Linked DNA regions of Mus musculus: region 2 is linked to region 1. A link is a loop called in an ENCODE intact Hi-C map of the cell type or tissue named here. Cell type or tissue: heart. All regions are shown on one strand. Links, peaks and the distances in the headings refer to the core of each region. The heading gives the core; the rest is flanking DNA. Region 1 holds the start of Cpt1a (carnitine palmitoyltransferase 1a, liver). Region 2 overlaps Ppp6r3 (protein phosphatase 6, regulatory subunit 3).

What was found. A loop is a pair of places that touch in the nucleus more often than their neighbours do. Peaks named below come from ENCODE experiments on the same cell type or tissue, not always from the same donor. Only the 100,000 strongest peaks of a DNase experiment are listed, where the experiment ranks them.
Region 2: it touches region 1 in a loop (3-fold over the local background); 7 of 42 quality-filtered maps call a loop at or near these places.

What each region holds. Positions count from the first base shown.
Region 1 is chr19:3,313,921-3,329,937 of GRCm38, forward strand. It overlaps Cpt1a (carnitine palmitoyltransferase 1a, liver), which reads left to right and starts at 9,381. Exons shown (of 19, transcript NM_013495.2): 1 at 9,381-9,454. In heart, for the core only: CTCF peaks have their summits at 7,100 (motif pointing right), 7,812 and 8,548; DNase peaks (open chromatin) are centred at 7,871, 8,521, 8,841 and 9,481; H3K4me3 peaks cover 2,743 bases; H3K27ac peaks cover 2,648 bases.
Region 2 is chr19:3,443,615-3,459,631 of GRCm38, forward strand. It overlaps Ppp6r3 (protein phosphatase 6, regulatory subunit 3), which reads right to left. Exons shown (of 24, transcript NM_028999.1): 23 at 15,747-15,866; 24 at 11,314-13,437. The coding sequence ends at 13,386. Among named protein-coding and RNA genes, the nearest start is that of Gal, 37 kb to the left of the region's middle. In heart, for the core only: a CTCF peak has its summit at 7,796 (motif pointing left); a DNase peak (open chromatin) is centred at 7,768; H3K27ac peaks cover 201 bases.

The DNA of each region.
Region 1 (16,017 bases), core at 5,130-10,129:
GAGCTAGCCCTGACGCCGTGAGAACAGGAGAGCTGACCCTGCCTCTTGCACGTGGTGGCATTGGATCACCTAGCCTGAGCAGTGCTGGAGAGCTCACCCTGGTGGTGCGGATAAGAGAGAGCCAGTGCCCTAAGGAGCTCAGCTACCACCCAGGCCCAGATCCAGGGCTGTGAATTGGCCCACCCCCAAATCTATATTGTCTGCAAATAGCTGGGACACATGAAAGGGCCGGTTCTGGAGTTCCAAAGTTGCAGGATCTCCATGACACAGGGTTTCAACAGGATAACTGGGAAGGGAGTGGGATGGGGGTATCTTGATGAGGATTCGATATTGATGATCACAGAACCCAGAGATCTCCAACCAGACCAATGATTCATTGCAATGAACATTTGCCATGCGTAGATGTGTTGACAGAGAGATGTACTGTGGGACACACTGACACTCTATGAGATTTTTTTCTATGTATGCTTTGTTATTGTTGTTATTGTTTGTTTGTGTTTTATTGGGGGGGGGCTTCAAGGGTGAAGAATGGATATGAGGGGATGGGGAGATGAGCAGGACTGGGGTGCATGATGGGAAAATCACAATAGATTTTTTTTAAAAAAAGGTAATTTTGATATTCTGTATTTGGTATGACTTGTTCTGTGGCCTAGAAAGATTCTAGAGACAATTCCTTGGTCTAGACTCAAATTTGCAGCAAGCCTTTTGCCCCAGTCTCCCAAGTGTTGGTCTTACAGGCTCCAATTCACCATGTGGCAAGAATGACCTTAAACTTCTGATCATCCTACCTCCAACTCCTGAGTGCTGGGCTGACAGGCATGCACAACCTTGCCTTGTTTGTATGGGGCTACGGAGCAAACCGAGGCCCTTGTGCTTGCTCGGCAAGCGCTCTACCAACTCTGCTTCATCCCTAGTCCCTCAGGGTCAAACCACAAGTGTACTAGGACTTCCTTGCTCCCGTGGACTCAGGCTACACTAGATCACGTGTAAGGAAATAGAAAATATTCAAATGCATTTTAAAACCTGAGAAGAATAGCATTAGCAAGTAGAACAGAATAAAGCAGACTTATAAATACCAGACCCACAGCTCCTTGAGCAGCAGCTAGGGCTACATTAATAAATAAATAAATAAATAAATAAATATCCTATCTCAATAAATAATCTTTTATAAAAAGAATGCCAGCAGCTGGGGTTGGGGATTTAGCTCAGTGGTAAAGTGCTTGCCTAGCAAGCCCAAGGCCCTGGGTTCGGTCCTCAGCTCCGGAAAAAAGAAAAAAAAAAGAAAAAAAAAAAAAAAGAAGAAGAATGCCAGCAGCTGCTCTCAACACACAGAAGCCAGCTCAGCCCTGCCCACAGTGAGTCCCCTGGCGTCCTATAACCTGTGGAAAGAGCCCTTCTGTCAGGGGAGTCCCAGTTCCTACATCCTAATTATGACCCTCTTCTCCCATCCTCAGGCCCTTGGTGGTCTGAGACCTTGCACCACCAGACTTCAGCTCAAAACCATTTGCCTCTCTCGGGTATGATGACACTTGTCAGATGCAGTTGCCAGCAAGACAAAGGTGTGATTCAACTTTCAAGTGAGCACATGTCAAAGCAAGTCAGAAAAGACTCTGGAAGCTGAGTCTAGCTCTGGAAGATATGAGCCTGAGAAGTTGAAGGGATAGATAGCCAAGTGATTAAAGCACTTACTTGGCCATGAAAGTCTGAGGATCCAAATTCTGGTCTCCAGAAAACCACATAAAGACTGACCAGTAAAATTCCAGCTTTCGAAGGCAAGAGATAGGGGGTATCCAGAACATACCGGCCAGCAGGACTAGGCATATCAGTGAGCTCTGGATTTGAGTAGAAGAGTCTACCTATCAATCAGTGAGCTCTGGATTTGACTGGGAGAGTCTTCCTCCGTGAATGGGGTGGAAGAGCCCCATTCTTGTGATGGAAGATGGCTCTTACATCAGCCTCAGGCCTCCCCATGCCTGTGCACCCACATGCACAAGTATCCTCACACGTGCAAAAACATGTGTGCATGTAAATTCATTTTAAATTATGAAAATGTTTAAATTTGTATTAAGAGTTGCAGCATGGTAGCAGAGCAAATGACAGAAGATTCTAGAACCTGGGAAGAAAGCATGCTGTAATAGACTAATTTCCAAAGCAGTTAATACCAAACAGAGCAGCAAAGCCCAACCTTGAAAAGACTCTTCTTTGAGACAAGGTGTAGTTAATAAAGCTTGAGCTGGCCTTGAACCCATGACCCTCCAGCCTCTGCCTCCCAACGACTGGGATTACACATGCACTGTGCTGCAGCACTCTTGCTTTGCCTGCCCCTCACTCTTCAGCCCATTAAAAATCTTACTTCTACCCTAATATGTCTTCATTCCCCCCTCTTAAAATTATTTTAAAATAAAAATATTAGTCTGAAGCTGCATTAATTTATTGCTATTTAAGCTGTGTGGCAGCGATCTGTGCTTGTTCTTTCTCCTTCTCCCTCCAACCCCTATACCCAGGGTCTAAATGGGCTTGGTTGGCCTGAAACTCACAAAGATCTGCCTACCTATGCCTCTCTCTCTCTCTCTCTCTCTCTCTCTCTCTCTCTTCTTTTTCTTTTTTTAAAATTTTATTTATTTAATGTATGAGCGCTCCGATGCATATATATCTGCCTGCCTGAAGAGGGCATCAGATCCCCCCTATAGATGGCTGTGAGCCACCATGTGGTTGCTGGGGATTGAACTCAGAACCTCTGGAAGAGCAGCCAGTGCTTTTAGCCACTGAGCCATCTCACTAGCCCATTTGTTTGTTTCTTTGTTTGTTTGTTTTTAAATTTTGTAATTATATTTATGTACAGAAAACTTAGTGTACATTTAACCCAGTGTAGTGGCGAGTTCTTTAGCCTTTGCTTTTCCAGCTTGGCAATGCGAGCCACAGACTTAGGACCCAGGACGTTGCCTCCCTGTGGCGACGGATCTCATCATATCTGTCATTATAATTGGTCCTAATAGCTCCCACCAGCTTAGCCAAAACACCCTTGTCTTCCGAGTTACCCTGTGTGAAGGCAACAGTGGTGCATGTCTTCCTGTGGACCAGGCATCCCAGTCTGGCCTTTCCCTGGATGATGCAGTAGGGCACCCCCATCTTTCGACACAGGACAGGCAGGAAAACCACCAGCTCAGTGGGGTCTACGTCATGGGCAATCACCACCAGCTGAGCCTTCTTGTTCTTCACCAAGGTGGTGACTGTATTGACTCCTGCTAGGAGAACAGGTGGTCTCTTAGTTGGGACGTCGCCTTTGCCTGCAGCTTTCTTCTCAGCACGGGCCAGTAGCCTTTGCTTCTTCTCTTGCTTTGTCTCTGGCCTGTACCTGTGGGCAAGCTTAAGCAGCTGAGTAGCTGTTTGCCTGTCCAGCACCTGGGTGAACTTCTTAATGGCAGGAGGTGCTTTGAGACACTTATAGGGGATGGCTCTTTGCCACTGCAGCTTGATGTAGCCAGGCCATTTAACAAAGTGTATTAGATCTCTTTTGGGCTGGATATCCTGACCAATTCCAAAGTTCTTGGGCCTTTTCTCAAACAAAGGATTGACCACCTTTTTGGCGTCCTGTTTCTGGACGACAATGATGACGGCTAGGGCCGAGGACACCTTCTTCCCCGTGGCCTTCTTTTCTTTGGGCGTCTTGCTTGGCTGGTGGAGAGAGAAAGTGCCTCTGCCTCTTGAGTTCAAGAATTAAAGAAACACTCCTGCGAACCCAGCCTTTTAACTTAATTTTACTTAATAATAACGATGGTGATGATAATATTTATTACTGTGTCTCAAGAATGTTGGTTTCTTTAAAAGTCAAGTTATGTTATGTGCCTGTGTTTTTGTTAGTTTATTTAACCCCAGGTTTGGGATAAGAGGCTGCTTCACAGCAGGTGATTATGATTTGCCTCAGCACTAGCAGGGCAGTAATTTTTGCCAGCACAGATATTTTCATTTGGGAAACTCTGAAGAGGGTATACATGGGAGAGTCCCCAGAGGGCTGTGGCTGCTGCTGCTCCCCCTGCTCCCCCTGCTCCCCTGCTGCTCCCCCTGCTGCTCCCCCTGCCCTCTGCTGCTCCCCCTGCTCCCCTGCTGCTCCCCCTGCTGCTCCCCCTGCTGCTCCCCTGCTGCTTCCCTGTTGCTCCCCTGCTGCTCCCCCTGCTCCCCTGCTGCTCCCCCTGCTGCTCCCCCTGCTGCTCCCCTGCTGCTCCCTGCTCCCCTGCTGCTCCCCTGCTGCTCCTCCTGCTCCCCTGCTGCTCCCCTGCTGCTCCCCCTGCTGCTCCCCTGCTGTTCCCCTGCTGCTCCCCCTACTCCCCCTGCTGCTCCTCCTGCTCCCCTGCTGCTCCCCTGCTGCTCCCCTGCTGCTCCCCTGCTGCTCCCCCTACTCCCCCTGCTGCTCCTCCTGCTCCCCTGCTGCTCCCCTGCTGCTCCCCCTACTCCCCCTGCTGCTCCTCCTGCTCCCCTGCTGCTCCCCTGCTGCTCCCCTGCTGCTCCCCTGCTGCTCCTCCTGCTCCCCTGCTGCTCCCCTGCTGCTCCCCCTACTCCCCCTGCTGCTCCTCCTGCTCCCCTGCTGCTCCCCTGCTGCTCCTCCTGCTCCCCTGCTGCTCCCCTGCTGCTCCTCCTGCTCCCCTGCTGCTCCCCTGCTGCTCCCCTGCTGCTCCCCCTGCTGCTCCCCTGCTGCTCCCCTGCTGCTCCCCTGCTGCTCCCCCTGCTGCTCCTGGTTGCTTTTGTTGCAGTTTGTCTGGGGTCACAAGCAAAGAGAAGAGAAGTTGGAGATATCCTGACAAGGAGGACTGAACTCGCCCCAAGGAACTCAAGGCCTCTAGTCAGCAGGAAGTGGTCTAAACAGGTGCACACCTCCTTTCCCCTCTCACCTTCCTTCTCTCCTATCTGATGTTGGAAGGGATTAGCGTACAATAACTGTTTGGAAGGGAGGCAGAGAGATAAGAACCCAATAAAATAGCTAAATAATATGCCAACATTATTGTTGTTGTTGTTGTTTCTTTTTAAAATTAATATCTGTATATCTGTTTGCCTTCATATATGTCTGTGCACTATTTGTGTGCCTAGTGTCCTCAGAGGCCAGAAGAGGGTATACGGTCCCTCATAACTCAAGTTACAGAGGATTGAGAGCCACCAAGTGGAGGTGAAACAGAGTCCAGGAGCTGGATCCTCAGCAAGAGCAGCCTCTGCCCATAACTGTTGAGCCTCGTCTTCAGCCCTTTCATTTTTCCACCCAAGAAAAATGAAAAATGAAAGGCCTAGGGCAGCCACACAGTAAACCTCAGCAGAAGACCGGAGTTCAGTTCCCAGAATCTATACAGAGCCGCTCACAACCACCTCTAACTCCAGCTCCTGAGACCTAGTGCCCTCTTCTAACCTGAGGGCACCCACACATCCGTGAACACAGATAAAAAGCTTTAAAATCTTTAAGAATAAATAAATAAATAGATAGATATTTTAAAAACAAAACTCCTAATGACAGAGCTTCTTGCCTCACCTGTTTCCTCTACCCCCAGAGGCTCTGTCACCTACCTAGGCATCAACTGGGCACAGCCCAGACTTATCTGAGGACATAACATGAGGGGAATTGCCTCATTCAATTGGCCTGTGGCACATCTGTGGGAGTAGCTCAATTGGTAGGGTACTCAACATCCTGGCCATTGTCTCCAGCACCACACAGACCTGGCACAATGGAGCACATCTGCAGTCCCAGTATGGGCAGGTAGTGGCAGGTGATCAGGAGTTCAAGGTCACTCTTGGCTACGTCACGAGTACCAGACCAACATGCACTACTTCTCAAAGAATGGTAGGGTGGAGGGGCAGGAGCACTCACTGGACACTCTTGCCGAGGACCCAAGTTCAAGTATTCCTAGCATCCAGATGGTAGTTCACAAGCATTTGTGCATGGAGCCTTATCTGTGTATGTTCGTGAGTGTGTGTGTGTACCATTTCCTGCTGAGCCATGTCTCTGGCCCTGACTTCATTTCCTAGGGTAGGAAACTGAGGCTTACACGGGACCAGGAGGGGCTCACACTGACACACCTAGCCCTGGTCTTGTGGCTTCGATTGTTTCTTCTCTGGGATAGTAAACACTGCCAACTTTCCTTTCACTGGGTGCTCGGGAAGGCAAGGCAGAAGAAAACAGTGGAGTGGCCCCCAAAGTGGGACAGGCAGGGTACATTTCACAGGACATTTTCACTCTCTGGTGGGAACAGCGGGACACAGAAGAAGCCTCATGGACTCCAAGTTTCTTTTCCCACACTCGTTGGCAGCCTTGGGTTTGTTATCCTTGCGACAATGCCACTGTCCTCATGAAACCTGGTGACGTTGGCTGAGCAAATACTACCTCCGATATTGACTCAAAACGTGTACAGGGGCTCAAAGTTCAAGTTCAGTGGGGCCTGAGGCTTGGAGGAGGAGGGGAAAACACTGCCTCCTGTGATTACAACATTCTTTAGTATGAAGTAGAGTTCCCTCAAAACTAGGTCTCATAGCCAAGTCCCCAAACGTCTTAAGCACTTTGGATAGATATCTATTGAGTCCTGCCAACCGGAAAGGAGGCTAGAGAGAATGACCATGGAGCAGCCATCCTCTTGGCAAAACAGTGGGGGCTGTGAAAATTCCCTGTCACATATATTAGGTGGGATAGTTAGGGTTGGGATGTTGTTTGGCCTTCTACACATAAGACCTTGGCTTCCAGCTCTAGTACTGAAAAAAAAACCAAACCAAAACAAAACAAAACAAACAAACAAACAAACAAAAAAACGAGGGCTGTGGTAGCTCCGTGGCAGAGCACCTGACTAGCATGCATGCAACCCTACGATTAATCAGCTTATCTTATTCTTTCCATTGTCCTCAAACTTGATATGTGGCCAAGGACAATTTGAACTTCTTGCTGGGATCACAAGTGTGCATCATTATACCCTCTTTATGTGGTGTGGGGGATGGGATCTAGGACTTCATGCCTGCTAGACAAGCGCTGTAATACTGAGCCACATCCCCAGTTGTGGTTTGTTTTTTAGATTAAAAATAATGTGTATGGGAATGTATGAACATATAAATGCAGGTGCCCATGATGGCCAGAAGGGGGAGCAAGATCCCCAGGAGCTGGAGTTATAGGTGTTTGTGAACATTGAGACTTGGATGCCGGGAACCAAACTGTGGTCTTGGGCAAGAGTAGTATTCGTACTTAGTTACTGAGCAATTTCCTCCAACTCTGTTTTTGTTTTGTTTTGTTTTGTTTTGTTTTGGTTTGGTTTGGTTTGGTTTGGTTTGGTTTGGTTTGGTTTGGTTTGGTTTTTGAGACAGGCTCACGCTGTAACCCAGGCTGGTCTCCAACTCATATATGATCCTCCTGCCTCAGTCTCCCAAGTAATGAAATTACAGATGTGAGCCACCACACAGGGCAAACGTATCCATCGTGAGCAGCTGGCACAGTCTATGGGATTGAAACTGAGAAAGAATGTGAAAAATAAACAGGCGAGCTTGAGAAAGGTTATTCTAGCCTTGGTGCCAGTTCCTGGTATATTTTCAGCGCTCAGGGAGTTTAGGTTAATGCCCCAAGCTTCCCCATCCCCACCCCGAGGGGCGAGGGGGAGGTTAAGCTCTTTATTAATAGCCACTCCGGGAGCTACAGTCCTTGGGAAAAGGGCTATGGTGAGGGTAGAGGAAGGAAAATGAGGTCCCCACAGGATAAAACCAGGTGCAGGCGGCTCTGGCTCATTATGGTGCCTCCCCAAGGCACGAGGTGTCTGAGAGTTCCTTCTGATGTTGTCTCCGCCCCTGCTCCTGTCCCTCCTGGCCGGCAGGGAGGGCCTGCTGTCAAGGCCGCTGAGCCTCCTGGACAGACAGGGCACAGGGCCAATCCAGAGGGACGCAAAGCAGGACGCCAAGAAAAGAGGAAGTGTCCTTGGGGAGGGGACCGGTTAGGACTGGGGTTCTAGGGAGAGAAGGAAGGGCATTTAAGGTGAGTCCAACAGTCCAGGACTTAAAAGGAGCCTTAAGTAGGGGGCAGCAAGAGGTGACACTAGAGCCATCGAGGCCGATGAGGCCCGGGGGACAGCAGAAAGTGTTTCCAGATAGCACCTCTGCAGTGCCAGCCACATGTCACACTGGTCTCTGCTTCCACGCTCAGGAACAGGTGCTCAGATAAGGATGCTTAAGAAGATGGAAGGCGTTTGGGTGTGTCAGAACAATGAAGGCAAGTGAAAGACCCCGATTCTCTATGAGTCCCTTCACATAAACTAAAAATCTCAAAGTTACACCCAACAATCGCCTGTCCTTTTAAATAATAGAGGTGTAGGGGGAGATGAGATACAGCAACAGTTAACTACAGTTGGGGGCGGGATCAAGGGGAACTTTCATTTTCTCTATGGAACCCTTCCACGGCAAGGCAGAGAAAGATGGAGGCAAACAGGGCTCTTCCATGACCAGGCGTGCTTGACCTCAGAGCTGCGACTCTTCCTTCTTCAGCGCATTTATGGAGAGCTTGCTACACGCAGGGCCTGGAGCTGCAGCCTGGGAGGGCGCCCCATCTGGCGGGTAGAGTGCTTTGCCATGTCTGGCCCGACTTCTCTACACCCTGTTCACAACTCACCCTGCAACCTTCGTTCCCCGTGTGCTGCCAGCGATCCCCCTCCAGAAGCCACTCTGTCCGAGGTTCCAATCACTCCCCTATTGACACCTATTCGTTCTCAGCGTTCAAAGAGTACTTCGATTCCGTTGCTTTTGGGCGCAGAGACTTGAATCCAGGACCTTACACAGGCAAGGAATGCACGGCATTGTGAGCTACCCACACACCCTAATTGTTCCGCAGATGAGGGTTCCCCCGCCCCCTGACGATTTTATCCCAGGGAGACTATGAGTGTGTTGGCCTCTGGCGCCAACCTGCCCCCGGATGTCAAACATCTGTTCTCAAACTTGGAACCTGAGCTTACTTCTTCATTCTCTGATGTTAGACAAGCCGTTCTTCCCAACACCACCCCAAGCGTCCCACTCCCCTTTTTTAAAAAAAAAAATAATCAACCAAACAACCAAACAAACCAAAAGTCTGGAGCAAAATCAGCATAACTCCCGCAGGGTTGCAGAGAAGTTTACGGGCGGATTAGTGTAAACCGCGAGTGTAAGCCAAGTATGGTGCAAAGAGCTGTTTTGGACATGGCTTTAATGAGTTGGTCCCTTTTGTATATGAAGAAACTGAGGCTCTCAGGGTAAGGAATGTTGTCCTAGGTCTGCCGTTGGCAAGCTCGGGACTTAGCCTCAGTTTCCTTACTGACCTCCTCCCCGCAGCCCCGCCCCGTCCAGGCCCCGCCCCGTCCTGCCCGCGCTGCAGCCCAGCTGGGCTCAGCCAATCACCCGCGGCGCGCGTCGGTGAGCCTGGCCTCGCCCGCCCCGGCCCGGACTCCGCTCGCTCATTCCGCCGCCGCCGTCTGCAGACTCGGTAAGACACCGCGAGGGCAGCGCTGCGGCACCGCCCTGGGCTGGGCGCGCGGGTGTCATTCTTAAGAGTGTGGAGGGAGACCCAGACTGTGCCCGTAGGGTACGCGTGAGCCGCGCATTGGAGAAGCAGAGGGCACTCCCTCCCCCGCGCAGTGACGGATCTGGGGGATCCCGGGACGGGAGGAAAGATGCTTGGTCCCCAGACTGGGCAAAATGCCTCCACTCGGGACGCGTGGGACCTCGGCTCGTGGTGTCCCGCCCCACGGTGGATTCACTCACCGCGTGGGTTTGGGGTCTTCATTGCTCTGTGAAAGATGCTTATGATTAGGCGTGACTCCTTGGTCCCTGACCAGTAGGAGTGTCAACTCCCTTTCTGACCCCTGCTCACTCCCCACTCCGCGGGTGGCTTGGGGCCAGTGTGGACGCCGAGCGTTCTCCAGGCTCTTTCCACCCGCTACTCTGCAGGTGGATTGGTTCTCGGGGTCCGTGAGGGTCGGGCTCGGCAGTAGGAAGGATGCTCGCACAGGGGACTTGGCAGGTGGCCGGTGCCCTCTCTTCGTGCGGGTCCCTGCAGTATAGCCTTCGGGACACACCCTTGGCGCAGAGACTTAAGTGTTTTGCACCCCTCACCGCGGTTTTGCCCGGGGTTCAAGGGCAGGTGGGTGTCAGAGACTGCCCAAGGTCGCGCCGGGACCAGAGCCCGGGAGGGTGGGGGCGTCACGTGACCTGGCCTGAGCGAACTTGGCCTGGGACAGCCGGACAGCACGGTCTGGGCAACCAGGCTGTGCGGTAACAGCGGGTACCCTTCGTTTTTCTTCATCTTATTGTGAATCGGGTCTGGTTTTCGTTGATGTCACAGAACACAGATGAACGCTCAAGTTTTTAAGGAGTTAAAAAGTTCCTAGTGTGAACCAGGCTACATACAATCAAGCTCAGTACTCTCAGCTCTGGGCCGACTCTCGTTCCGTGCATTTAAATAGTTGTCCAAAAACAGATTTTAGTCGGAAACTGCTAACTTTGGAAGTTCGCAAATAAAATGAAAGTGAGTTTAGAAGCCTTTCGGAACGCGTATTTAGTTACAGCATTTTGTTGCACAGGCGTCTGGTTTCTGGTCATTCCTGATATTCAAGCGTGTTTATCACTGTCAAAACCACAAGCCAAATGACTAAAACACAGCTTTGGCCTTTTATTTGTGCCAGCAAGCATACATCACCACCACCCCCTTCCTAGTCGGTCGACTCAGGACTCAGTGAGGACCTAAAGCAGAGGACTGTGGTGTGGGGAGGACAGTGCTTGCTCCGGGGCAGTGCAGAGTAGTAGGTAGGTCTGGGCAGCGTCCGCATTCAGAGTCCTGGGCTAGACTGGTTTTGCTGCAGCACCCGGAGCTCTTTTGTCATGTAAATTATTGCTTTTCTTAACTAAAGCCTCGCTAGACTTAACCTTACACTTGAATTTTCTCTTTTATCTATTTATTTACTTTTAAAAAATGAGATAGGATCTCATGTAACACAGGCTGCCCTCCAGCCTGCTCTGTACCCAAGGTTGGTTTTGAACCCCCGATCTCCTTCCTGCACCCACCCATAAGTGCGGTGATTATAGGCGAGCACCACCACGCCCGGCTTTGAACTCCTTAACCGTCTTTGGAATCAAGCTCCGGTTAGGTTTTGTATCAAAAGTGGCCGAAGCGGCTTCCTGCACAAGACAAAACCTTTCGAGTTTGAGCTAGAAAGCCACCTGACTGCAGATGAGGGGTGGAACGCCTCCCTTCCGCCGCCGCTGCGCTTGGCCCTGACCCAGTGGTCACGAAACCGGCAGGCCTGATTCTCTCGGGAGTTTGGGGCGCTGGCCGGGGTTTAGCCAACCCTGATTCCTCTTGCCCATTTTGCCCATTCATAAAAGCGCTGCAATTTTTACTTTATTTTCCCCTTGGGTTTCGCAGCGAAACCCTTCGAGGCACGGTGCCGGCTGGCTGTTTTGTTGTATGCGACAGCTGTCCTCGGACAAAGCGGATCGGTGACTCCGGGATGGCAGCGGCGACGCGTCGCTCCGGAAGGCCTGCGTGGGCTCGGCCGGTGGAACAGGATCCGAGCGCCCCGGACGCGCCAGCACGGGGGCGGGGCACCCGTAACCTTTCCCCTACTTTTCTCAGCCGTCACGTGACCCGGCTGGGTAGGGGAAGGGGCGGGGCGGGAAGCCGCTGTTGTTAGTGCCCTTCCCTTCCCCAGCGCCTTGAACTTGCAGTCTGGATCTGCAGGCGGCTAGAGCCACGCGACTTTCCTGTACTTTGACCGTTTGAAGGTTTTTTTTTTTTTTTGGTTAGAAAATATGTTTAGTCACTCTTCAGTCACTCTTCATAGATATTTACCGGTAGGCCCGAGTCTTAAAGCTGGTGGAAGTCTGCATTTGAACTAGTTTAGAATAAAATGGTAGTCCAAGGTGGATAATTTTAAAGTGTGTTTAGCAGACTGGACAGTCCCCTGAAGGAGGGAGAGTCGCTCGAATCTGGGAGTTAAGGGACAGCCTGGGAATAGGCAAAGATCCATCCTCAGCTCGGGAAAGAAGAAAAAGGGAGGTGGGGTTTTAAGCCGGTGGCGGTGGCGCGCCTAGTAGGCTTAAAAAGGATTACTGCACACTTGAATTAATGCCAATTTAAGCTCTTAGTGCAAGAATTTTTGTTGTTTGGAAAATAAGCCTGCTGCCAAGCCTGACTACCCTAACTCGAAGGGTGAAAATGATCCCGACTTCTGCACACCGTGCTATAGTGTGCACTCAACCGCCACCATAAATAAATAAGATACATGGTTTTGTTTTAAGTAAAAAGCAATACAAGCATATTGTGCAAAATTAGAAAGGCAAAAATGGGGTGCGATGCAGTCACCTACTTACTCAGTAGTTACTGCAAAGGCCACCACTGTGAGCAGTTCATTCAGGACTGTGATGGTGTGTACCTGTACCATCTAGCTCTTCGGAGGTGGACAGAGGAGAGCCGGACTTAAGGCCAGCTACCACCATCCGTGAGTTGGAGTCCTGTGTGGGATACACAAGAACTTGTCTCTAAACCAAACCTAGACTGCAAAGTTTGTTTATTTTTTTAATCTCTTACCTAACACAAGGAGTGAGTTCTCCTTGTTGATTTCAAATATCTGTTGCCTTTTGTACTCTTCACCTTGAACCCCGTGCAAATATTGAGGCGGACATTGGGTCCCCACAGGCCCTGGGCTAAGGCCAGCTTTGCTCTGTTGAGGTAACGTGGCAGCCTGGTTCTGAGAAGTGCCCACCCTTTGCCCTTTTTGTGCGAGTTGTTCTGACCTTCAGGAATGTTTTTCGGAAGTTAATAGCAGCAGGCACACTGCCCGTTTCGCGCCCCGACACCTGGGTAACTGCCACTTTAGAAGGTTGGGAAATAGGATGGCTACTGACCTTGCCTCTGAGGAGTGTTGCACACCGACCATTTAGGTAGAAATGTAAGAGAAGCTTGGTGTGGTACAAAACACTTATAATCCTAGGGTTTGGGGGATGGTGCTGAGGCAGGATTCCGTGACTCCATAGTGAGACCTTGACTCAAAAAACAAAATTAACCAAACCAAACCCAGCAAAGACCGGATTAGGCTGGGTTGTCCATGCCTATAATCCCAGTCCTTAGTAGGTGGAGACAAAATTAGTAGTTCAAGATCAGCATCAGTGATGTACCTGGTTTAGGGCTAGCATGGACTACATAAGACCTGTCTCAAAAACAAGACAAAATACTGTATGCACTGGTATTAATGCACTGGTGATATATATTGGAGTTATGCACTGGTGCTGTGCACTGGTGTGAATGCACTGGTGCTGTGCACTGGTGCTGTGCACTGGTGTGAATGCACTGGTGCTGTGCACTGGTGTGAATGCACTGGTGCGAATGCACTGGTGCTGTGCACTGGAGTTGTGCACTGGTGTGAATGCACTGGTGCTGTGCACTGGTGCTGTGCACTGGTGTGAATGCACTGGTGCTGTGCACTGGAGTTGTGCACTGGTGTGAATGCACTGGTGCTGTGCACTGGTGCTGTGCACTGGTGTAAATGCACTGGTGCTGTGCACTGGTGTGAATGCACTGGTGTGAATGCACTGGTGCTGTGCACTGGTGCTGTGCACTGGTGTAAATGTACTGGTGCTGTGCACTGGTGCTGTGCACTGGTGTAAATGCACTGGTGCTGTGCACTGGTGCTGTGCACTGGTGTGAATGCACTGGTGCTGTGCACTGGTGTGAATGCACTGGTGTGAATGCACTGGTGCTGTGCACTGGTGCTGTGCACTGGTGTGAATGCACTGGTGTGAATGCACTGGTGCTGTGCACTGGTGTGAATGCACTGGTGCTGTGCACTGGTGCTGTGCACTGGTGTGAATGCACTGGTGCTGTGCACTGGTGTGAATGCACTGGTGTGAATGCACTGGTGCTGTGCACTGGTGCTGTGCACTGGTGTGAATGCACTGGTGTGAATGCACTGGTGCTGTGCACTGGTGTGAATGCACTGGTGCTGTGCACTGGAGTTGTGCACTGGCTGTGGCACTTAGGAAAACAAAGGTCATCTATACTCTTTCTGTCTCCTCCTCCTCCATGTGTGGTCCAAGGAGCTGAGTCTCACTTCTGTTTCTTAAGTCCCACTAGAATTTGTCTTCCTCAGTCTCCCTGACCCTATGCAGGCCTGCAAATCATTGCTGAAGGAAGGACAGGTTTGGGGCGCCCTTTCTCCGCTGGACTGAACCAGCCTACTGATATTAAGGGGGTGAGGGCCTTTTGGAAGTTTCACTGGCTACACCCCTAGAAATTAATGCCCGAGAGGGAGGGCTTAGAGGAAGTGGTTGGGCCCCTAGCTCAGTGTGCTTCCATGGTACGTGGCTCTGGGATGACTTGCCTGACATCTCTGTCCCCATCCAGGCCACATGCTCTCTGCAGTGACCACGTCCACACCCACCTCTCTTCTTTTAGGGTTTCCTTGGCTTTGGGTAAAGCCATGAAAAGAGAATTCAACAAGCCTCGTTATCATGGCCTGAAGGGATATTCGTATGTCTACAGGACAGGGACACTGAGTAACTCCCCACAACCCTATCCCCCTTGTAGTCCTGGCTAGCCTGAAACTCACTATGTAGACCAGGATGACTTTGAACTTGTGATCCTCTTGCTCCACTTCAGATAAAAACTTGGCCCTTTATGAAACTGGCTGGTTTATTAACATACTCACCCCTAGCTTCCAGCAGCTGCTCCTGGAAATGCTACAAGGAAGGTCCAGCCCCGGAGCCCATTGCGTCCTGCGGGCCTGTGAAGGTATTCTGAAAAGATATGAATGAGCTGCCCATGTTAGTCAGTTAGAAGATAGGCTGAGGTACCATATGCTCGCCCTGAAGCATTGAGCTGGGTGGGCCTTGGGGGATAGAGCCAGGACAGACACCCACTTTCTTGAAGGACAGGTGTTGACTGCTCAGGCTCCTGGTGGGATAACAGAGTGTGGCCTTGTATTAAAGAACACGTTCTGTGTTTGCACACTCTAGTATCCTTCGATTGATGGGAGCTGAGGCAGTCTGTTCTGCCCTGTGCTGATAAAGCATAGGAGAGAGGCTGATGTTTGTCAGTGAGCTGCAGATCTGGAAGTGAACCCAGATCTGTGTTGTAGCCACTCTCTCACCTGCTGTCATAGAGCAGGGCTCTTAGTGGCAGCCATCACCTCTATATATGCAGACTTAGACTGATATCGAAGTGCGGGCATGTCTGGGTGTTCATTTCCTTCTCTGTCAAATGGCAGCTCTGATACCTGCTCTCCTGTGTCCCTTGAGTCCCAGGAGACTCCATTAAGGAGTGAGACCTCAGTCTTAGCATTCAGGTGACAAAGATAGGCTGATCTCTAGGTTTGAGGCTGGCTTTGTCTTCCCGCAGTATGACCTATGCAAAATCGTGAACTTTATATAAAAAAAGGATTTATTTTATTCATCTTTTTTGTTTTTTGTTTTTTGTTCTTTGTTTTGTTTTAGGATCGCTATGTATATAGCCTTTACTAGCCTGGAACTTGCTACATAGACCAGGCTAGTCTTGAACTCACAGATATCTACCTGTCTCTCGCTCCAGAGTGCTGGGATTAAAGTGTACCACCACACACAGTGCTTTTTACATTTTTAACTTTTTTATTTACGAGTATGCTATGCATCTCCGTGTGCGCACCTCCGATGGCTGGGGGCATCAGCTCCCCAGGGGCTGGAGACAGGCAGTTATAAGCTGCAGAGGCACTAGGAGCTGTGCTCACTCCTCTGAAGAGCCTCAGGCACTCTTAGCCTCCCTCTAGCCTGGTCCCTGATGCCTGAAAACACCACACATCCCATGGAAAGTGAATTTAGAAGGTTGACTTTGGATCTTCTCCTGGGGCTAATGAGGTGAAGTGCCATCTTCCATGTGAGTCTGGGTGACTTCAGCATGACCCACAACTGTGAGGAGGACCAGAAGCCCTTCACAGGACATTATGTTGTTAAGGTGTGAAGGTGTGACAGACAAGCAGTAGATTGAATGGACTCCGTGCTTTTTCCTTTTTTTTTTCCCAC
Region 2 (16,017 bases), core at 5,064-10,063, 130 kb after region 1:
CTCAGGGCTGCTTCCTTCTGAGTGAAAACAGGAAGGAGAACAGGACAGGCTTTGGGGAGCAGTGGAGTTCCTGCGGGACCTGGTCTCACCTGTCCTGGGCAGAATGAAGCTACGATTTCTAGCCACTGTGATGGCTCTTGTCTCCTTACCCAGCCTCCTTCACAAGCCTGGAAGCTATGAACAGTGGCTGCTGAGCCCATCACTGCCCCTCTGAGGAGCCACCAGGCATGGCCAAGAAGGCATCAGTGAGTCCTTTGCCAGACCCTTTGCTGGGAAAGATGCTAAGGAAGCAGGGGGGCTGGGAAATGACCCCACACAAATCTGCAGTGACACATGGGGAATTCAGAGATAGCAGCAGATACCTAGAGCATGTCTGTCTGTCTGTCTGTCTGTCGACAGGATCTCATGCCCAGGCTGGTCTTAAACTCTGGATGAAGCTGAAGGTGGCTTTGGTTCTTAGGTGTTTGCATGGTTTAAGTGCTGCTGAGAGTCAAAACCATAGCTTTGTGCACCCTCTGCTCTGCAAGCATTCTACAAACTGATCTACAGTTTCGGCCTGAACGTGTACCAAGCTGGCCCCACACGTGTGCCCCTCTCGCCCTTGCCTCTTCAGCATTTTCCTGCCAGCATGTGCCTTCCCGACTGGCTTGTTTTGTTTTTTGACACAAGATCTAGATTTTCCAGAGTGGCCTGGAATTCTGAATCCTCTTGCCTCTGCCTCCCGAGTGCTGGGACTTCAGATGCATGCCCACCCATGGGGGTTTGTGTCTTCCAGATTGGCACTTTGTGTACACCCTGAGGAGCTGGAGAATGTTCTAGATGCAATCAGCAAGCCTGGGACATGATGGTGCTGGTTATGACCTGGCCTCAGCTGCTCTGTAGATGTGAACAGAGCCAAGGTCATTTTGGGTATTATCCCTATCGCAGATTCCACCGCCTCCTTGCCATTCTGTCCAGCATCAAACATCCAGTTGCTGCACTTGGCTCTGCAGTGATGCCCCTCCTGCCGTCTCTCACAGGTTCTGGTTGCTCAAGGCTGTTCTTCCCACGGAGCTCAGAGTAACATCCCCTACCCCAGCGTCTGTACTGCAGACAGTGTCTAATGGGCTGAGTTTATCTTGTCTGTTGAGGTGGTGGCCACGTGTGACTGTCCCACAAGGCAGACACTCAAATTATTCTCTTTAAAAGCTGCATAAAACTCAATGGCACCCAGCGCTCCCACAATGATGGCATTTATTTCATGCTTGGATCCACAAGGAGCAGAGCTGCTGTGCAATCAGCTCTCAAGGCCCAGGCCTTCAGAGCTCGGCCACTTACACAGTCAATCTGTCACCAAGGAACCATGGGTTCCCTTCGAGGGTCCTTACTTTCATAGATAAAAATGTGAAACAAACTTAGAGGTGAGGGGGACTCGGGGACCCTTTTAGGAGCATTCGAGAGGGCAAGCAGGAAGGCGCCGCAGCTGTGCGCTGGAGGGAGAAGGAGAGGAAGAGGGAAAGCCAGGCTTTATGAATTAGAAGACAGTCAGCAGGTCCAGCTCTGGAAATTAGAACTGTGCTTGGGACAGGGGCAGGGTGGGGGATGGGGAGAGAGGGGAGGAAGAGAGAAGCAGCCTGGCTAAGCCCCCAAGATCTTTGTATAAGCAGCCGCGTTGAGGGAGGGAGGGGTTCCCTTTTGGCAAATGAGCGACTATCCTGGAAGTAAGCTTCAGGTTGCCCCAGATAGCATATTCCAACATGGCTCTAGTTGTGATAGCCACGAAGAAAGTCATAGATAACACACTTGGGCAGGGATTGGGATCAAGTGGGTGGATTCTATGGAAGCAGGAGTGGATTGCTGCCATGGGCCTAAGACACTGCTGCCATCTTAGCCTGTGGCTTTGCAGAAGCCAGGGAACAACAAGAGGACTTAGCTGCTTGTCACAGGTGTTTGTTAGGTCATGCAAAGATGGCTATAGAGGGTGCAGTGGTGAGTTCTCACTGTCAACTTGTTACAATCTGAAGTCACATGGGAATAGAGTTTCAGTGAGGGACCGTCTAGACCAGGTTGGCCTGTGGCTATGTCTGTGGGAGGTAGTCTGTATTCACTGATTGATGTAGGATGACCTGACCACTTTGGGTGACTCCATCCCCTAGATAGGGAATCCTGGCCTGTTTAAGTGTAGAGAGAGACTGAGCACTGGCTTGCATGTGTTTTTCTCTCTATTCTTTTTTTAATAAATAAATTTTAAAAAAGATTTATTTATTATATGTAAGTACACTGTAGCTGTCTTCAGACACACCAGAAGAGGGTATCAGATCTCATTACAGATGGTTGTGAGCAGCCATGTGGTTTGATGGGATTTGAACTCAGGACCTCTGGAAGAGCAGTCAGTGCTCTTAACCGCTGAGCCATCTCTCCGGCCTGTCTCTCTCCTTTTTTGGGGGGGTGGGGTTCGAGACAGGGTTTCTCTTTATAGTCCTGGCTGTCCTGGAACTCACTCTGTAGACCAGGCTGGCCTCGAACTCAGAAATCCGCCTGCCTCTGCCTCCTGAGTGCTGGGATTAAAGGTTTACGCCACCACGCCCAGCTTCTCTCTATTCTTGATGGTGGACATGACCAGCTGCCTCAAGGTTCAGGCCTCCTTGACTTCCCCGACATTACGGACTGTATAGCCCAGGATTGCAGAGCTGAGAAAACCCTACTTGTCTCTTAAAGTTGTTTTTTGTCAGAATATTTTGTCATGGCATCAGGGAACACATTTAGGACAGAGCCTAAGATAGCCCAAGATTATGTGTCTCTGACTTGCAACATTCTAACCCTCCATAATCACAGAAGCACTTTTAAATTGTATTTTTAAGAAGTTTAATGGACTTTAATTTTAGAAAACCTACATGACATTTCTGTCGTAAATCAGTGCCTCCATTCCAAGTAAGCCGCAGTCATAATAAAAGAACTCAAGGTGACCCAGTCCCCTTTGTCTGAAGTCCTTCTGTGTGGCTAGCAAGTTGCATCCAGGTGACTGGAGAGAGACTCAAAGTAACTGGCTCATTTGCTACACCGAAGACTGGGGATTCCCACATGGCATGGGGGCACACACCTTTAACCCCAGCACTCCAAAGGCAGAGGCAGAGGCAGAGGCAGAGGCAGAGGCAGAGGCAGAGGCAGAGGCAGAGGCAGAGGCAGAGGCAGAGGCAGAGGCAGAGGCAGAGGCAGAGGCAGGTGGATATCTGGGTTCCAGGACAGCCTGGTCTACAGAGCAAGTTCTAGGACAACTAAGGCTACACAGAGAAACCCAGTCTTGAAAGGTAAAACCAAACCAAACCACCACCATCACCACCACCAAAAGACTGAAGATTCCATGAAATGCTTCCCAACTTGAGCAGGTGGTTTCCTGCCATACAAATGTCCTCCCTGGTTCAATCTGGACCACTAAAGGGACAGAAAGTACAGAGGGTATTTTCTTCTGCTTCTTAGTGTTGATTTGACTTCTATTTCTGTGTCTCTGTGCATGCCTGCCCATTGGAGTGTGCACCATAAGCATGGACTATAGAGGGTAGCAGAACTCTGGTGTTCTGCTGGTGTTAGGCAGCAACTGTGAACCACCCAGCTGGGTGCTGGGAACATAAATCAGGTCAACTGCAGGAGCAACAAGTGCCCTTAACCCTCACGCAATCTCTCCAGCTCCAGTCACAGACGTCATGAGCAGTTGATGAGCTCTGTGGCACCTTAAGCAGAGGAGTGGCCTTTTGTTCTCCCTGAAAACTTCAGTTCACATTTTCATCCTCTTTGATGGGTCTTCAGGAAGATTGTGGATCATGGTTTGGAAGTTTCTGGAACTGATGGCTTCCTGAGGGCATCCAGGTAACAGACAGGTGTGTGTGTGTGTGAGTGTCCCAGTGCATGCAGGTATCTGAGGAGGCCAGAAGAGGGCGCTGATGATGGCTTCCTGAGGGCATCCAGGTAACAGACGTGTGTGTGTGTGTGTGTGTGTGTGTGTGTGTGTGTGTGTGTGTGTGTGTGTGTGTCCCAGTGCATGCAGGTATCTGAGGAGGCCAGAAGAGGGCGCTGAGTCCCCTGAAGCTTGAGCACTAGGTATAATGAGCTTCCTGACTGGGTGGTAGGAATTGAATTCATGTCCTTTGCAGCATTTATCTCTTAGCTGCTGAGCCATCCTTCTAGCTCCTGCAACAACTCTTTCTTTCTTTCTTTCTTTTTTAAAAGATTTATTTATTTTTATTTATATGAGTACACTGTAGCTGTCTTCAGACACACCAGAAGAGTGCATCGGATCCCATTACAGATGGTTGTGAGCCACCATATGGTTTCTGGGAATTGAACTCAGGACCTCTGTAAGAGCAGTCAGTGCTCTTAACCAACTGAGCCATCGCTCTAGCCCCCTGCATCAACTCTTAAGAGTACATTGTCCTGATTATTTTATTTTATTTTTTTGTCAGCTTGACCCAAACTTGTGACACCTGTGAAGAGAAGACCTCACCTAAGAAACAGTTTCCATCAAAAATGGCCTGTGATCCTGTCTGTAGGCATTTTTCAATTGTTGATTGATGGGGAAGGGCTTAGCTCTACCCACAATGGTATAAGGAAGCAAGTCGTGGAGAGCAAGCCAGTAAGTTGTGTTTCTCCATGACTTCTGCTGTGGTTTCTGTGTTGATATCCTGCCCTGACTCCCTTCAACGATAGACCATTTTCCAGAAGTGTAAAATGAAACAAAGCCTTTCTTCCATGAGTTGCCTGGGTCAGTGCTTCATCACAGAAGAGAGGCCATGCATTAGGTCAATTTAGGGGCAGCTTAGAATGCTTTTTCTACCCAAAGTCAGAGGTTGGACTCAAATATCATTACTTTGACCAAAAATCTACAGACTAAAAAGAATTAAAGAAAAATAAGGGACTGGGGAAATGCCTCAGTTGCTTAAATACCTATCTCAGCATAAAGATCTGACTCTAATCCCAGCCCCCACATAAGAGCCTGCTGTGGCTGCACATGGCTGTCCAGCCAGTGCAGGAGAGGGGCCTGCAAAAAAAAAAAAAAAAAGAAAGAAAGAAAGAAAGAAAGAAAGAAAGAAAAGAAGAAAAAAAAGAAAAAAGGAGGACCTCCAGCTCACTACCCAGTCAGACAAACCAGCAAGGGCTAGGCTCAAAGGCTCCATCTCAAAAATACAATGGAAAATGATAAAGATACCCAGTATCGCTTCTGGCCTCAAAATGCACATGTGGGCACGTATGCATATACACTACACACTGAAAAGAGTTTTAAAAAGAAAATTAAAAAATATAGGGGCTGTCAAGATGGCTCAGTGGTTAAGAGCTGCTCATACAAAGAACCTGGGTGTTTGATTCCCAGCACATACATTGGATGACTCACAAGTCCAGCTTCAGGGGGGCCACCACCTTCTTCTGGCCTCTGTAGATACTTAGGCACATAATTTAAAACTATAATAAAATATTTTTACAGAATTGAAATGTTTGATCTTAAGAATCTAAGGAAACAGACTAATATTTCACTGGAACACCATCTAACTTCAGTACAAGCCTGGTCTTAAGAATCTAAGAAAACAAACTAATATTTCACTGGAACACTATCTGACTTCAGTACAAGCCAGAGAAATATGGCCAAGGCACGAGAGCATAAACTGGATCACAATCCCTCACTTGTACCTGTTTTGTGAGAATCAAGGTACACGCCCTAAGTCCTTATGCACAGGCCTTGGTGGCTCCCTGCCAGGAAAAAGAGGTGAACATAAACAAAGAGATAACCGAAAAAAACAAAACAAAACAAAAAGGAAACCAGCCCTAAGCAGCATAGGAGAGGCAGGAATCTATCAGCTTGGCGCTATGCCTCTGGCACACCTCTAAAGGAAGTGCCTGGGTGCATGGCCACAGCTGAAGTCCATGCCTCCTCAGCCAGGAAGCTCCAGCAAGACCAGGAAGTGCTAGGAAGCATGACCAAGGTTCTCCAGTGTACCAGCTACTCTCAGCCCTATCCTTGTGCTCTTCTGGGCCTATCTCACTTTCTACACCCTGGTGTGCAGGGCAGTGGGGTGCAGAGAATCTGAGAAGATGCTACAGGCATGGACACGAGCTATCCTTAGTGTCCTATTGACTGCCTGCCCAGCACACTGGTTCACTCAGGCCCAAAGCCCACTGCTTGGGGTTAGAACAAGGTCCACAGACACAGGATGAGAGAAAGCCTCGCTGCAGGGAGAAAGGATGGGGCAGAAAAGCTTCTTACCTTGTCAAAAGATCACTCAAGGAGGCTAAGATGCCTGCATATTTCTCCACAAGCTGAATGAGGCTTTTGAAAACCACTAATCTGGATCCTTCACTTCCCTTCTACCAAGGTACAAGAAATAGTGCAAGGTGCTTTTAACATAGCCTTGCTCCTGGGCCAGCATTTCCTAGCTAGCCAGCCCCTGACATCTGTAAAGGCTTCAGATTGCAGACCCAGCCACTGGACACTGAGAAAGGACAGGGAGCACAGTTCAGTGGTGGAGCACTTAACGTACATCGCCCTGGGCTTGATTCCCAGTTACAGACAAGTTCTCCTCCCCCGCCTCCCTCCCTCCCTCTCTCTCTCCCTCCATGAGAGTTTTGCCTGCATGCATGATTGTGAACCATGTGCATGTCTTGCGTTTGTAGAGGTCAGGAGAACAGTGCTGAGTCCCCTGGCACTGGAGTTAGGGAGGGTTGTGAGCTGGGTACTAGGAATTGAAGCTGGGTCCCCCTCAAGAGCAAGTGCCCTTAACCACTGAGCCACCTCTCTATCCCCACTTGTGTGTGTGTTGTCTTTCGTACCCTGATGCTCTGCTGAGTTTACCTACTACTTCTAGAAGCTTTGTATGGGTGTTAGGGTTTTCTGTATACAAACCATAACATCTGCAAACAGGTGATTTAATAGGCTGTCTTAACAGGACTCCCCAGCTACTGTCTCCTCAAGTTTTTTTTTTTTTGTTTTGTTTTGTTCTGTTTTTTTCTGAGACAGGGTTTCTCTTGTGTAGCCCTGGCTGTCCTGGAACTCACTCTGTAGACCAGGCTGGCCTCGAACTCAGAAATCCCCCTGCCTCTGCCTCCCACCACCGCCCGGCCTCCTACAAGTTTTGAGCACCTGATCTGATGATCTTTTATTTTCTCTTTATTCCCTTACCTTGGCTTGCTGTATACTTACTAAAAATTAATCAAAACCAAAACTAGTTGTTCTCCAGCATGTGTTTGCATGCGTACTCAGGAGGTCTGAGGTTGATGTCAAGGGTCTTGTTCACTCTTGCATCTTACCCATTAGGAAGGGTCTCAGTTAAATCCAGGGTTCACTGATCTGACCCTTCTAGCTAGTCAGCTTGGAGAGTCCACCTCTGACCTACAAGGCACGCTGTCACACCTGTCTGGCATCTGTATGACTTCCGAGGATCTGAACACTGGCTTTCTTGCTTGTATGGCAAGTGCTTTACCCACTGAGGTCTCCTGCTCCCCATTCTTCCTTTGATGCTTGATGCCTTTGGTTTTTCTTGTCCAATTGCTCTGATGAGAATGTTCAATACTGTGTGTAATAGAAGTACTAGCTGTGTTTCTGACACGGCAAACTTAAGAGGTTTTCACCACTGAGTACAATGTGGGTTGAACTCTCACTATGTACACAGGCCAGCCTTGAACTGGAGAGCTTCCTGACTATGGCTCTTCTGTTTGCTCGGAAACTACAGGTGTCTGGGGAGATGCTCCAAAGTGCTCCAGCAGCTTTTTATATGGTTAGCATTTGACAACAAAGAACAGGCGCAGACAGAACACCAGTGTATGGCGCCCTCTAGTGTTACAGTTCTTGTGCAGGTCCAGGGGGATTCATTGATTCTCCGTATTTGGTACAAACCTAGACACTGGAATTGCTCAGCCCTTGCTTGACAGCGGCTTGTTGGTTCTAAAGGCTTGACAACTTTTCCATATTCCTCCAGCAACTAGGGCCTGCAGTTCTCCTTCTGTGGCTTTCCCAGCTTCCTATCTTTCAGCCTGGACTATTCAGCTTTTCTCTACTTTTTCTCTCTTTTCTTGTTCTTGTCCTGGAGACTCATTTGATCACTGGTTCCTCAGCAGTTAAGCAAGTGGCCTCCTTGCTACCCTTTAGCTTTGGCCTGTCAACTCAACTGCTGTGGCTGTCACTGCTCTGTTGTGCTGGCAGTCAAGCCCTTCCTTCCCACGAGCAGGAGATGAGATCTCGAGAGAGCCGGTGTTGGGCAGGTGTTTCCAGCTCACCAAGGGAGTCAAGCACCTGCTACACAGCACAGCACCTGCTACACAGCGGCCATCTGTTGCAACCACAGCTTTGTCTCTTTAACAGCAGTTCTCTGGCTAGACCCCAGAGGAAGTGTAGATTCTGCCTCAGATGGAAATGATCACAGGACCATTTAGAGATCGCCAACGATTGTATTGACACAAAGTTCAGCATAGGTAAGAGTGGCAAATGTTATCAGCTCCAACGCCCGTTACTGCCAAGCCTCCTGCTGTGGTTGAGCCAGGTGTGTCCTCTAAAAGTCATTTTTGAGTTGAATCCCCACTGAGGGGGAAGTGGAGGGGCTTGATTTGACTTTAGTGTCTAAGGATGAAGCCTGGTGTGTGTGTGTGTGTGTGTGTGTGTGAGTGAGAGAGAGAGAGAGAGAGAGAGAGAGAGAGAGAGAGAGAGAGAGAGAGATTAAGATCTGATGATGTGACAAGGGTGCAGCCCCATTAGCTGAGGAGGCCAGAAAAGGACACATACACGTGTTCTTTCCCCCCCCCCCCCCACGGGATGCCTGGGGCTGTTAGGACTCTTGCAGTCATAACCTTGGACCAGAATCACAGCCAAGATAAACCTCAGTAGAACTTACGGTCTGCAGCATTGCTAATGGCAGCAGAAAATGAAAGAACACCTCCTTGCGAGTTCTTATTTATAGTACCATAAAATGGTCTGCCCCATTGCTTTGCAGAAAGGTAGACCTGCACATGCTAGGTCTCCATTTACACTACACTTTGAGGTTCAGGCATACTACCCATCACAGTTCATTCCTGGGGGTTCGGGGGGGGGGGGAAGAACTCCAGTATGTGACTGCACTGTCATTTGCCTGTTTTCTTGTCACTGGATAGTTATCTCAGTAAAGTTACAATAAATTTCTCTGGACAAATATTTTGTGGGCATGTTGTCATGTGAGCATCTAAGCTGTGGAATTATAAGGCAGTTTGCTGGCATAATTAAGAAATCACCTCCACAACAGCCAGAACAAATGCTCAGCAACTTTCCAAATGGGTGCATCATTTGCAGTAGTGACAGCAGAGGTCCCAATGCTTCATGCTGTCACCAGCACCTGAATTTCTCTGTATAGCCCTGGCTGTCCTGGAACTCACTTTGTAGACCAGGCTGGCCTCAAACTCAGAGGTCTCCCTGCTTCTGCCTCCCAAGTGCGGGGAATAAAGGCGTGTGTTACCACACAATTCCTGTTTGCCCTCATGTGTTCCCGTGTGTGCCTGAGCTGCTTCTTGACAGGTAATTCTATGTGCATCAGTGCGTTGCCCATGTGCCTACAGTGCCCACAGAGATGAGGGTGCTGGACAGTCTCTGGAACCTGAGTTACACATAGATGGTTGTGAGTGGCCTGAAGAGGTTGGAATTGAATCTGGGTCCTCATCAAGAGCAGTCTTGTCCAGTTTTACTTGCCTGTTCAAGTGGTGTACCAAGCCTGGCACATGGGCTGTAGTAGACCCCAACACAGGACAATTAAACCATCCTACTTTACAAATATGGACCAGCAGGATGAGTAAATGCAGCAAAAGGCCAATAGGAAGCAGGAGCACAGCTCTGGTAGTGCCTTCCCCATTATCAGGAACCACCCGCCTTTTGGTGCCGAGGAGCAAAAAGACAAGCAGAGAACCATCCTGCCCAAAGTGAGCTGGGATTCTCAGAAGCCCATGATCTTGCTCATGGTGAACCATGGGAGATGCCTGTGGGAGACACCTGCAGAATCCAGGAGAAACATGAAGTCATGTGTGTGACGGGCAGAGTACAGGCCTTGCTAGGGCAGCAACAAGGGGGGGGGGGGACGACGACGACACACATTCTCAATGCAAATAGAGATGACATGCCACAATTTCTACTGCTGCTTTTGAGGTGGTCTCCCGGCCAGCAAGAAGGCTCAGCAGGTGATGGGGCTTGCCCATCAACTTGAATCCAATACCTTAGACCAATGGTTCTCAATCAGTGGGTCATGACCTCTTTGGGGTTGAGCAACCCTTTCACGGGGGTTATATATCAGCTATCCTGCTTATCAGATTACAACTGCAATTTGTAACAGTAGCAAAATTAGTTATGAATTAGCAACAAAAATAACTTTATGGCTAGGGGGTCACCACAACATGAAGAACTGTATTAAAAGTTCGCAGCATTAGGAAGAGAACCAATTCCCCCAAGCTGTGAGTTCTACAACATGCATGGTGGCACGTGAGCAACCTCACACACAAAAATGGCAGTTTAGACAAGCCTCAGTGGCTCTGAAATGACAATCCTTCTGCCTCAGCCTCATAGGTGCTGGGATTATAGGCAAGCTTCAGTCCAGTCAGGTTTTGTTTTTTCTGAGACAGGGTTTCTCTGTGGAACAGAGCATTGGCTGTCCTGGACCTGTTTCCTAGACCAGGCTGGATTCAAACTCACAGAGATCCTCCTACCCCCATGTGCTGGATTAAAGGCATGTGCCACCACAGCCAGCCCAGCTTAGTAAAAATACCACCATGTATTTTATATGTGAGTTGACTGGCACACAGTGCCATGCTGTGCATGTGACGTTTTAAGCTATTTCTCACTTTAGCCAGGTGCACTGGCAGACACCATTAATCCCATAAGACTAAAGGCAGAGCCAGAAGGATCTCTGTGAGTTCGAGGGCTTCAAGTTTCAGGATAGTCAGGATTATATAGTCTCAAAAAACAGAGCAAAAGTTGTCTCTCTTCCTGCACCATGTGTTTAGCAGGGAGTACGCTTTAATGACAGCAATGGGAATCTGTAGAACTGTCACTAATGCTGTTTGCTGGCAATAACAGCAGGCAGGGCCGGGAACGACACATATGGCAAGCTAAGCTGGAGGACCAGGCAGACCATCTCAAGACGGCAAGTGGTGGTGGTTCACTCTCAGCAACAAGGTGCCAAGCAAACGTGTTAGGCACTGGAGGCTCAAGGCGTGTGGGGGTCACAACACTGTTTCTTCAGTAGCTGGCATGCCCAAGAGTAAGGACAGGTGAAAGCTAAAGAGGACTTTTTGGCAGAGGCTCACTATGTGGCTATTAGAACCCCAAAAAGGCTCACGAGGAAGTTTATAGAAACAAAGCATCAGGCTTTATTTTGTTATTACTTGTGATACAGGTACTGTACTGTAGACGTCTGTTAGTCTTGCAATTCATTCGGCCAATACACAGAAATGAAAAGGAGCAGGAACTCATCACAAGCCCTGGCTGGCACCCTCCAACCCAACACACCTTGTCCCCTTTCACCCTCACAGCCTCTCCTTATGACAAGCAAGCCTAAGTCCTTTCCCAAGAACAGTACCCAAGCGTTCCTTTCCCAGTGGACAGTGGGACAGAAAAGCCAGCCCAGTCCACAGCAAGGAGGCAGTGTGGGCTGACTAGGAGGAGCCAAGTCCTGGCTGGGGTCAGCAAGGCTTGTCAACCAGGTGAGACAGGAGAATGCCATCCGCCAGCAATGTGAGGTCCTGGGCCACGCAGGTCAACCATCCCTGAGACGAGCAGAAGGAGCCCTGTCCTCTGGTGGCACCAGGTTCCAGAGAACGCAGTCTCTTCTGAAGGAGCTGTGACTGAAGGGTCCTGAGCGGGCAAGCACAGGCCACCGAGCCCCTCGCCACCAGTCCCAGGGCTTCCTGCTGCCCACTGAGCCTGGTGACCAGGCCTGCCTCGGCCACCTGAGGTGGTCCCTTGCACTGTGTACAGTGAGAAGCGAGTAAGGAGTAAGGCATTGGACACTCGACTCTATCTCCATACGCGATGTCATGTAGGCACACTGCTTGGGATGCTGGTTCTAAAAAACTTGTTGGCCATTTTTTCAGAATATCCTTTTGGTTTTAAATACTGGTCAGGAAAAAACAAATGATGTAAAAATATGTGAATATTTTCTATTATAGAATGAAAAACTGATCTGCATCTAAAAGTGCAAGAGGCGAGGTGACTGAGCTCTTCACCCGATGCCGCGGCAGTGCACAGGCCATTGCTTCAGCTGTTGGAGGAGGCTAGGATGTGTTTACGCTGACATAGAAAATTATAAATTACACTGAATTAGTATCCATAATCACTATATACACACAAACCAGTTCTAAAATCCACTGGTTTACAAGTGAAAACCTCACAAGGTACAGTAAAACAAGAAACATGCTTGGATGCCAGGTTGTGATTCTGTTACAGCCAGCCCGCGTGATGGGCACACTCTACCCTGTCACCACATGAGCATTCCAGACTCACCTCTGTGACACAGAGCAGTGTGGGTGCAGACCACTCTGAAATAGCCATCAGTGATACTTGCTGACAAGGGACATTTTGGTGAATGGGTTAAAAGGCGGATGAACTACCAAAACAAAACAAAAAACAAACACCCCCCAACCCCCCTAAAATTCTAACCACAGCCATGTACACTCCAATATTCTAGTGTTTCACCTGCAGAAAGAAACGCTCTGAGCAAACCAGACCTTAACAGAACATATGGCTTTACAAGAACAGCAATTCATCAACTAAGTTGTAGCAATAAATACTTAATCTCCACCAAGACTCAAGCATTTGATCCGCCTGAAACAATACAGAAAACAGTTACCAATTGAAAGTGGGTTATAAAAAAACACCAAGTATTTCTTATTCAAAATCACTTTGTAAGTCAGAACAACCAAAATATAACACGCAGAGGGCTTTTCCATCGACAGCTCCGTGCCAACCTGGAAGAAAAATGAATTCAGAATTTTGTACAAGGTGGAAAATGTATGAAAACTGCCTAATACTTTGGTCACACTAATAATTGTCAAATAGTTATGTTTCGAATACAATAGATCTGTGTAGTCACTTTATAAAACTATTCTTACAACCATCTGAACTATGTATCATTACTATTATTACATGGGCGGCAAGATCTGGTGTCACAGGCTACCCAGTATTTAGATCAATACAATATAAACATACGCAAAAAAATTCTTGGTATTTGTCAATGTGCAGTGTTTTACATGTCTGAGTCTCTCTGTACAGCATCTTAGAATCTAGAAACAGAAAGGCTGCTGGTTCTGATCTCTTGCAGAGTGCAGTAGTGGTGGCTCAGTAGCTCTGGGTGAGCCCTCCAGAGCCCCTGGGTGGTGGTGGCCTGCAGTCCTCAGTCAGCAGCAGTGGACGTCACTCATCATACAGGGCCATTAACTGATGGGTCGCTTGGCATGCTTGGCTGGTCGGTCCTGCAGAGGAGGAGACGGACATCTGAGGCACTGGAAGCTGAGCAGGGCCAAGTTAGCTTTGCCCGCCCTCCACATGGGCACATGGCTGCCAGTGGTGATAGACGCTCCCACCTCAGCCTCTCAGAACTGCATGTTCAATTCACACAACACTTTAGTGTTCACACTGCTGGTCCCAGCTGCGTGCTTTGGAAACTGTTGTCCTATGTGGGTGCAAACTGACTTTCACCTGGAATGCTAGGAAATGGGAAGGAAGAAGGCGTGTGCAGAGGGTAACTACTGAGAACAAAGGGGCACAGCCAGATGCTGGCCCCCACAGAGCAGCAGCAGCTGGAGAGAGAGGGAGAGAGCAGAAATGGGTCTTCTGCCAAATCCACAACCTAAGGCATCTGAAGAAACCTAGCTAGGCTGTGGCCAGGAGGACACAAATCCTTCCTAACTGGACTGCCTTCCCTGCCAGTCCTAACAGGAACCAGGAGTGCCCCCAATACTATACTCTAATTACACATGACGGTGCCTCACTGTATGAGGCAGAGGGACTGAGGATTCTAGAACCAGACAGAGCTGGGTATGGGTGCACCTGCAGTTCACAAGCTGTATACTTTAAACATGTTTCTTAACCTCTCAGTCCTGTTTTTTCCTCAGCAGAAAGGGGACAATAGTGCCCATCCAGAGCTTTGTAAGTATGATGTGTGCAAAACACTAACAGAACAACTGTGCAGCCAGATATGGTGGCAATGCAAAGTCCTCAGAGTGAAGTAAAGAATGGTCCTGGCAAGGCCCAGCCCCAGAGCAGTGAGCCTGGCAAAGGCTGCTGTCTGCACTCTCTCCCACGCGCGTGGCTGTTTCCAACAGGAGTGCTGGCAGCACACTGAGCTCCTCCAGAACCAGCTCAATGCTGCTCTTTAGGGGCCAAGCCTTGACCCCCAACTTTCTGCACACAGCCCTACAGTTTCTTCTTGAGCTACAGTCACCTGCCTACAGTGGCCTCACCAGTGACTCCTGTTCTGGCCAGGCCTGGGTGAGGACGGGCAGGGCCTTTCATGCCAGCTTCAAAGGAACCTAAATGGGTATCCTTTGGCAAGGAAGTCTTCACTATATAAGCAAAAAAGCAATCCAGGGCCACTTGTATGACTCTTACATATTAAGAACAAACTCTCCAATCTATGCTCCAGGGGCTGATGTAACCATGTGAAGATTCCCAATAGCTAGAACCCTAGCCAGTGCCTTGTCTCCCCAAGCCTTCCTAAGAGCAACCTGCTCACACAGTACTTATAATTGATTCTGTAGGCAAAAAGACTTTTTTCTAAATCATAAATCCATCCTTCATTTTGACTAGAATTTCTGAATATGAACAGGGCAGAAGGCTGTCATGAACAGGGGCTTCTAAACCAGGAATAATAAGTATGCCCACTGGTTCCTGCCCACTGAGTCTGCAGAGCACAGTCCACTGGGGTGGCTAAAGGACAAAGTCCAATGCCCGTGCAACTGCTTTTAAGGTCACGTTATTCCTTCCAGAAGGAACATACATCTTACATATTTTTTATCAGAGAAGTGAGCTCTGAGAGGAGCTGAACAAAGTCCCTTGCTGTCCAGGGCATATGCTCATCCATCTTCTGTTGTAGGCTCCTCTGACTCCTTGGCGACCTGGCTCTACCTTCCAGGCTGAGTGTATGAGTGTAGGCCCTCTGCAGCTAAGGCCTTGGCTTGCCCTATCTTTTCTGACCATTGGCTCAATCTAAGCAAAAGGTGACTAGAAAGAAAACACCACATCCAAATCACATGGCTTTGGCAGTGAGGCTGTCGTCACGAAGACACGCCTACTCACAAGTATCAGCCCTCTAGGGATTGATCCCATGGGGGCACTCCTTCTAGGGCTGAAGTCTTTTGCAGTACATGGCAAAGGGCCTCAGAGAAGTCAAGCCCTCAAGTGTCACAAGTGTGATGAGGAAATGAGACAGTTCACAGGACCACAGAGGACTCCAATCCTGGAGGGGTTAACACCATTCAAATAATGGCCTCATCAACTTGAGTTTCTCCAGAACCTTCCTGCAGAGCCAGTGCTCTCGATCATCCAAGCTTGAGCCGGGGACTCATGCTGCAAAGCTAAGTGCTGTTCTTAGAGCTCGGCTTGGGCATCTGACTACTTGAGACCTGAGAAATGTCACTGTGCCCTAGCACACTGCTAAAGGCTGGGGCACAGCTGCAAAGACCTTTTGGGCCCCCAACCCTAACAGCTGATTCCCTTCTACATTCCAGGTATGAAGCAGAGGCAGGGTAGAGCCTTCAGAGGGTGAAGGCAGGGTGGTTACCTTTGCTCGGGACTACTGCTGGGAGTCAGGGGAGCTGTGCACTTGGCCTCTGCTGGCTCTGGGGTCTCTTCTGCATCTTTGCAAGCAGCATCTTGAGAGGTAGACAGTTTTTCTTCCTCACTACAGGAGAGAGGAAGTTAGGTGCATTACATACTAGGCACCACGACCAGGGCCAGAGGATGAGCTCACATGCAAATGGCTCTGAAGTCATGACTGCCACGGTGGCAAGCCCTGGGGCTGAGCATGCTCAGGGTGGAAGGATCACAGAAAT